Linked DNA regions of Homo sapiens: region 1 is linked to region 2. A link is an interaction called in ENCODE POLR2A ChIA-PET data of the cell type or tissue named here. Cell type or tissue: Panc1. All regions are shown on one strand.

Region 1 (4,000 bases), 340 kb before region 2:
CCTTTTTTCTCCCCAAATCATTATGCCCTGTCTTTTTGTTATTCTAGAATTAAGAAATAGGGTCTTAAAAAGCCAAAAACTTCCCATGAGGTGAATTATAGTAAAGGCTTTCCTTGGGATGAAGAAGTCAGGGTTAAAACCTGTGGGCCAGCAGTATTTTCAAAAGGCACAGAACACCTCTATGGAGATAATTGATAGTTGACTATATGAGCAAACATATACTCGTTTTCAATATTGCTAAAAATCAGTTCTTCCATTAGACACTAATCTCTAATGAGATTAGTTTTCAGACACTATGAGTTAGAAATTATTTTAGTGGTTTTCTAGTCTGACTTCTTGAACTCCATAGTAGGTATTCTCTTGTCAATTCTCCCATCTACACAGAGAACTCCAGTTTGGTAAATTTTCCTGATAGGTCACATTCTTTTTTTTTTTTTTTTTGAGACGGAATCTTGCTCTGTCACCTAGGCTGGATTTCAGTGGTGCAATCTTGACTCACTGCAACCTCTGCCTCCTGGGTTCAGGCGATTCTCCTGCCTCAGCCTCCCAAGCAGCTGGGATTATAGGCACCTGCCACCATGCCTAGCTAATTTTTGTATTTTTAGTAGAGATGGGGTTTCACCATGTTGGCCAGGCCTGGTCTTTGAACTCCTGACCTCAGGTGATCTGCCTGCCTCGGCCTCCCAGTGTACTGGGATTACAGGCGTGAGCCACCGCGCCTGGCCCATATTCCTTATTGAACAATAAAATATTCCCTCATTCATTCAGCAAACCTTTGGTGCTTACCATGGGCTAGGAACTGCACTGGACACTTGCTGGTAATGTGATGATGAATAAGACATGGCCTCCCTTTTTTGTTGTTGTTGTTGTTGTTGTTGCTGTTTTTTGTTGTTTTTGAGACGGAGTCTCGCTCTGTCGCCAGGCTGGAGTTCAGTGGTGCAATCTTGGCTCACTGCAACCTCTGCCTCCCGGGTTCAAGCGATTCTCCTTCCTCAGCCTCCTGAGCAGCTAGGACTACTGGCGGGCACCAGTACACCCAGCTAATTTTTTGTATTTTTGGTAGAGACGGGCTTTCACCATGTTAGCCAGGATGGTCTCCATCTCTTGACCTTGTGATTCACCTGCCTCGGCCTCCCAAAGTGCTGGGATTACAGGCATGAGCTACTGCGCCCGGCTGGCCTCCCTTTTAAGATGATAAGCTCACAAGACCACAGGCTTGCCTCTAATTGTGTGTGTTTCCACTGCCCCCTTGATTTTATAAAACCTGTATAGAAATCTAAACATATTGTTGCTGCAATACAGTTAAAAAGAGCGGGGGAATTGAAATCTGAAAACTTGCGTTCAAATTCTGGGCTTTCTCTTTGGCTTTGGTACTTATTTAGCTGTGTGAGCTGGAGCAAATTGAATAACTTGTCTGTGAGCCACGGTTCCTTGTATATAAAATGTGGACATGAGAGAAGGTATAGGAAGATACCTTCTAATCTGTTAATGCACCTTAGAAGTGACAGACTTTTCTTGTTTTTCTTTGCCTATTAACCAGAATTTTGTTTTCTCACCAGTGGGTCACTGGAGAAGGAAGCTGTGTTATAATCCTTTCAGTGCTGCTGAATATACTGATAATGGAAAAATAAACAGGGGTGCACTGGTTTTCTGGCCTGTAAACCAAAAAACAGTTTTCAGTGCCAAAAGCTGTGTTTGTCTTGCAAGGCCAAGAATGTTTCTGCAGTGTAGGACAGCTTCAGATCCCACTGAATCTCTTGGGTAATCACATGGTTTTGGTTTAGGTTCAGTTGTTTATAGGGCTAGCTTTGCTTACTGTGCTCAGTTTCTGCTGTAGTAAAATAATGTAGGCTGGCTGGAGGTGGTCTCTGTTCAGGGTTATTATGAACTGGCCTTGTTCTTCCAGTGTGCAGGCCCTGGCTAATCAGAGAAGTGTACCTGTCCCATAGCTAGGCTCTGGAAAGACCTTCAAGCATGGCATGTGAACTGGGCCCTGGCTCCTCCCCACCAGGTCCATTTGGAGTCAGTGGTTTCTAAATGGTGGCAGTGAGTGCTTTGCTCTGGCCCTCAGCCTTCTTAGCTTTCTTTACCACTGTAGAGCCAGGTAGCTAAAATAATCTGCCCTGTTTTTCTTCCTTATGAGGACATTTTCTGGAATTTTTATCCCACCTTATCCATTCTTCTGAAAAACTTGTCTTCAGACCTCATTTTTCTAACTCCCAGATAACCAGAACCTACATGCAGAGGTCTAGGAGATCTCTACCCTGCAAGCAGAGGTTCAGAAAAGGAGCAGAGTGAGCAAATGCAGATACCATTGTTCTGTTCCCCTGTCTAACACCCCCTGTAACTCCCAGTTGCCAAATTCAGACTCCTTTCTTTGGTCTGTAAAGCCCAGCCTGATGGGTTCCTGCGCCCTCTCCAGCTTCTTCCTGTGCCTCACACACTGAATGCCTCGAGTACTCACATTTCCAGGGACTTGATAACCTCTGGACTTTTGACGGTGCAGTTTCCTTGCCAATGCTCCGCAAGAATTTCTTCCCAATTTAATCAGTGTAATTAACCAAAAAAACCTCGATGAAGGTAGAGCACTAAGAAGGAAGTAGGTAACTGTTAAAAGATTTTATGTCTGGAAAAAATGCCCCCTTTTTTTTGTATTTGCAATATTCCATTACAAAAACAAAAACAAAAAAAGGCAAGACTAAGATATGATAAAGGGTTCCAACTGTCAAAGTCATGCATGCTCAGAGGATGGAGAGGTTCCTGTGGTCTGCTGTAGGACAGTTTTTCCCTCCTGACTGTTTCACTATGGCCTTGAGGACCCAGAGAGTGGAAGAAGGTCACGGAGAATGGATGGATATCCTAGGGACTGGAAGAGCATGGTGGCTGGTACTGGGTATCCTTGTTGAACTCCAGGAGGGATCTGAGGTTGTTGAAGTGGCTTCACCTTGTTGGGCACCTGAAGACGTCATTACAAATCAAAGATCTTCTGGATTTGATGGTGCACTGCTGAGTGTTGGATTATGAGATCACAGTGAGTGTGTGGCACAAACACACTTTCTATGATCAGCTTGATACGTTTCTAGCTGTGACACCTTATTAAAGCGTGGGTCACTAGCCTGGAAATAACTAAGACTGGTATAACAATAAAGCTGTCATGTATTGACTGTTTACTGCATACCAGGCACTGTTCTAAGTACTTTGTGCATGAACTAAGTTAATCTTATGACAATCCAGGGGGCTTGAGGTTACCTTAAAGGTTCACCTTTTCAAAATTCTACCTTTTTTTTTAAGAGATGGGGTCTCGCTATGTTGCCCATGCTGGTCTTGAATTCCTGGCCTCAAGTGATCCTCCTGCATTGGCCTCCTAAAAAACTCCCACACACGTAAAGCAGCTTTTCAGTTTGTGGACACCAGCTTGGGTGCCCTAAAGTTCAATTCAATTCTGACTGGAATTAGTGTAGACCCCCCAGGTTAAGGAGGCTGCCCCCCCAGTTCAGATGCCAATCGAAAGTAGTAGGTCTTTAGGTTGCCCCTAATTGTTGTCTGACTTGGCTACGAATTGGAAGTTCTCATGACCACCCTCTTGGGATTGATGATTTGCTAGACTGGCTCACAGTTTACTTACTAGATTACCAGTTTATTAGGAAGGATATATTTATTAAAGGATACAAATGAACAGACAGACAAAGAGGTGATACACAGGGCTAGGTCTAGAGGGTCCCAAGCACAGGAGCTTCAGTGCCTGTAGAGTTGGGTGCGCCACCCTCTGGCATGTGGATGTGTTCTTGTTCACCAACCTGGATGGTCCCTGAACACATCTTTCTGGATTTTTATGGAGGCTTCATTACATAGGCATGGTTGATTAAATCATCGGCCATTGGTTATCAGCTCAACTCTCAACCCATTTCCTCTCCACTTGATCTTAGCCAAAAGGCCGAGAAGCGATTCCCATTTCCTCTCATCTTTCCTGGGGGAGGTGGGGGAGGTATGCTGAAAATCC
Region 2 (4,000 bases):
GCCACGTTGCAGTGAGCCAAGATCGTGCCATTGCACTCCAGCCTGGGCAACAAGAGCGAAAACTCCCTCTCAAAAAAAAAAAAAAAAAAAAAGCCATGCCCACCTCTGCAGTGCCTACCGGGAATCATACAGGATGAGCCTTTTTCTTGGTCTTAGGATGAGCCTTTTTCTTGGTCTTAGTTCTTCATCACTGTCTTTTTTTTTTTTTTTTTTTGAGATGGAGTCTGGCTCTGTCGTCCGGGCTGGAGTGCAGTGGCACAATCTCGGCTCACTGCAAGCTCCGCCTTCTGAGTTCACGCCATTCTCCTGCCTCAGCCTCCCGAGTACCTAGGGCTACAGGTGCCAGCCATAATGCCCGGCTAATATTTTGTATTTTTAGTAGAGACAGGGTTTCACCGTGTTAGCCAGGATGGTCTCGATCTCCTGACCTTGTGATCCACCCGCCTCGGCCTCCCAAAGTGCTGGGATTACAGGTGTGAGCCACCACATCCCGCCTAGTTCTTAATCACTGTCTTTGACTCCTTCTTTATGCTTCATTTCATCCAGGCCCAAGATTACATCTACAGGAATAAGGATCCACAGGAAGTAGTATAAGAACAGAAACAAGCTTTATGAAACCTGGGATTCAGAGGCTGGAACAAGAGAGGTTAGGTTCAGTTTATTTTGAATGACCAGAAGCTAACTCTTCCACTTTCACCGTCTAATAAGTCTCTGAGTTAGGAAGCCTTTCACTTTCCTATTCTCAAGGGCAAGAGTGAAGGATTCTAGATTATTACTAGAAAGGTGTTGATGGACTGGGCATGGCTCACGCCTGTAATCCCAGCACTTTGGGAGGCCAAAGCGGGCCGATCACTTGAGCCGAGGAATTCAAGACTGACCTGGGCAACATGGTGAAACCTTGTCTCTACTAAAAATACAAAACTAGCTGGGTGTGGTGGTGCATGCCTATCGTCCCAGCTACAGGAGGATCACCTGACCCCAGGAGGTCAAGGCTACAAAGAGCCATGTTCATGCCACTGCACTGTAGCCTATGCTACAAAGTGAGATCCTGTCTCAAAAAGAAAAGGTATTAATGCATCCAGGACTAGCCTTACCAATAAATGTGTGGTGCGTGGATAGGCCAGCTGGTTTAAAGGAACAAGATCAAGGTGGACATCGCTTGATTTCATATGCGTTGCCTTGAACCACCCTTCAGATTAAATACCTACTGTGACCATGGCTCACACCTAGAATCTTTGTACTCTAACTAGACATATTGCCTGTAGTCCTTCCCCGTATTTCCTGGACCCTAAACCCCACTATTTTCCCACACCCTATCCCATGGATGGTGTTCTCACTCAACTTGCCTCCCAAGTGGGACCCTGACACCAATCACAAAACACACTCACACTCCACCACACACACACACACAGACACACACACACACACACACACACACACACACACACACTTCCCTCTTTCCCCTCTGAATCCCTTGTACTGCATCGACAGCTATTTCATTCACTTTGTACCTAAATACTGCCTTATGACAATCTTCTGTTGTTAAATGAAAATTATTTATGAGCTGTTGTGCTCCTTACCTCATCACAAAGCTGTGTCATGATAACCTTCCCGTCCTCCACAACATCAACATAGCATTCCTTGCACATGGCAAGTAATTGATGGATATTTGTGGCTAGTCACCTCTTCATCTGATGAATGACTCTCTGGCTCCTCTGAGTTTGGCCTGTCATCTTCAGAGAGGGTCTGGCAGTCTCTAAAGAGGTAGCTGACACTTGGAAAAAGAAAGAGATGCAACTAACTAAGGCTTTAGGACTCCTGTCATCTGGGGGAGGTGAGGGCCTGGTGGCAGAGCCTCCACAAGAGTAACTCCCTGTTTATCCACTGTGTACCAGGAGGCTACAGAAACAGGAGAAGAAAACAGGAAAGGACATCATCACATACTGTAACTCCAAAATATTTATTTACTCAGACAGGCCTCCTCTCTTATCCTACAGACCAGAAGGGAAGTTCCTCCTCCCTTTGGAAAACAAGACTCCAGAGTGGGAAGAAACCCATGGCCTTGGCACAAAGCTCTGCAAGACGTAAATGTACTCTGTGTAGAAGGCCTTACACACTGAAGGCTGCCCATAAAGGGTGAATGAATGAATGAATGAGAGACAGAGAATTTGTGTGTGTATGTGTGTGTGCCTCTCTGTGTGTGTGTGTGTGTGTGTGTGACAGAGAGATAGAGATTGAGACTGGCAAGTATTCTCTAAATAGATCATAGGTCATAAACTTCCAGCTTGTAGACAAGTTGGATTTCCCTAGAGAACTATAATAATAATGTTAGAAACTGCAAATATTTGTTCTTTTTATGTGCAAGGCAGTTATAAATGCTATACATGCACTAATTGATTTCACTGGCACAGTTTTTTGATGTTGATTCTTTTATTACCTTCATTTTGTAAATGAGAAAATTTAAACACAGAGAGGTTAAGTGACTTCCCCAAGGCCACACAGCTAGTGAGTGGTGAACCTGGGAATATGGTGGGAGAGATGTGGAAATTAAAGTCAGAGAAATTTGGGTTGGAAGCTTGGCCCTATCATCTATTAACTGTGTGACCTTTTGCAAGTTATTTAAATTCCCTGAATCACATTTGCCTCATTGGAAAAATCAAGTTAATTGTATCTACATCATAGGGTTGTTGTGAAAGTTGGATGAGTCTTGGGACTTTGAGTTTCCTGTAGTTGAAGGACTAGTAATTTAGACCAACTCTCCTGCTGAAAATAACTAAGCATGCTGGATAATTCTCTTTTCATATTTGTAAAAGCATCAAATTGCTGACAGGATGGTAAGAAATTCCAGCCTCAAGTCTAAGAGAAAGCAAGAACCCAGAGAAATAAGTGGAACATCAAAGCCACCTTTCCTGTGAAGGCATTTGTCCATCTGAATTCTCCAAGCTGCAAAACTGAGCTGTGGTTCTGATGGACTCTGGAAGCAAGAACACAGAAGTCAAGGCTAGGGATTACCAGGAATTCCACAGTCACCTCCTCAAGTCCGTGTGAAGCAGAAGTAAACTGGCCCCTCCCACAACACCCCATGGGGTGATGGAAAGTGAGGTCTTGGCACCAATCAGAGTCAGGGAGAAAGAAAAGAAAAAAGGCCAGGCACAGTGGCTCACGCCTGTAATCCCAGCACTATGGGAGGCTGAGGCGGGCGGATCACGAGGTCAGGAGATCGAGACCATCCTGGCGAACACGGTGAAACTCCGTCTCTACTAAAAATACAAAAAATTAGCCAGGCAAGGTGGCGCACGCCTGTAGTTCCAGCTACTCGGGAGGCCGAGGCAGCAGAATGGCGTGAACCCGGGAGGCGGAGCTTGCAGTGAGCAGAGATCGTGCCATTGCACTCCAGCCTGGGCGACAGAGCGAGACTCCGTCTCAAAAAAAAAAAAAAAAAGAAAGAAAAGAAAAAACACTGATCTCTAAGAGGTTATAACCATGGGCTAGCATTTTTTCAGATTTGGAGCCCAAGTCTGCATCTGTAGTGTGGTTCAAAAGCTCAAGCTATGTATTTAAAATAGTACTGCATAGAGAGAATGATGAGAAAGCAGGAGAAGAGGCACAGAGATTGGGAGAGCCACTGAGGTAGACACATTTATATACCATGTTCCAGCCGCACTGAAATAATCTCAATCCTTCACATAAACACCCATGCATACGTTCTCATCTTTGTACTGGTTGTTCCTTCCATTATCAACCATATGATCTCTGGAACCAGATGGCACAATTTCATATCCTGACTCTGGGTGACTTTGGGTAAGCCACTTAATCTCTCTCGTCATTTTCCTCATCTGAAAAATCGGGGACAATTACAATACCTCCTTGTGGTTTGCTGAGAGGATCAAATGAGTTAATGTACACAGAAGGCTTAGTAGATTGTCTGGCACATAGGAGGTAATTATAGAGTGACGGTGGTTGTACTGATGATGATGGTGGTGATGATGACGACTTTCTC

The links. Peaks named below come from ENCODE experiments on the same cell type or tissue, not always from the same donor. Only the 100,000 strongest peaks of a DNase experiment are listed, where the experiment ranks them.
Region 1: POLR2A ChIA-PET joins it to region 2 with 5 read pairs; 2 of 35 experiments call an interaction of 5 or more read pairs at or near these places.

The regions. Positions count from the first base shown.
Region 1 is chr15:84,998,698-85,002,697 of GRCh38, forward strand. The region is part of intron 1 of PDE8A (phosphodiesterase 8A); the gene reads left to right. Among named protein-coding and RNA genes, the nearest start is that of PDE8A, 19 kb to the left of the region's middle. In Panc1, no CTCF peak of the experiment used is centred here; no DNase peak of the experiment used is centred here.
Region 2 is chr15:85,338,545-85,342,544 of GRCh38, forward strand. No RefSeq gene overlaps it. Among named protein-coding and RNA genes, the nearest start is that of MIR7706, 40 kb to the right of the region's middle. In Panc1, no CTCF peak of the experiment used is centred here; a DNase peak (open chromatin) is centred at 1,715; H3K27ac peaks cover 1,735 bases.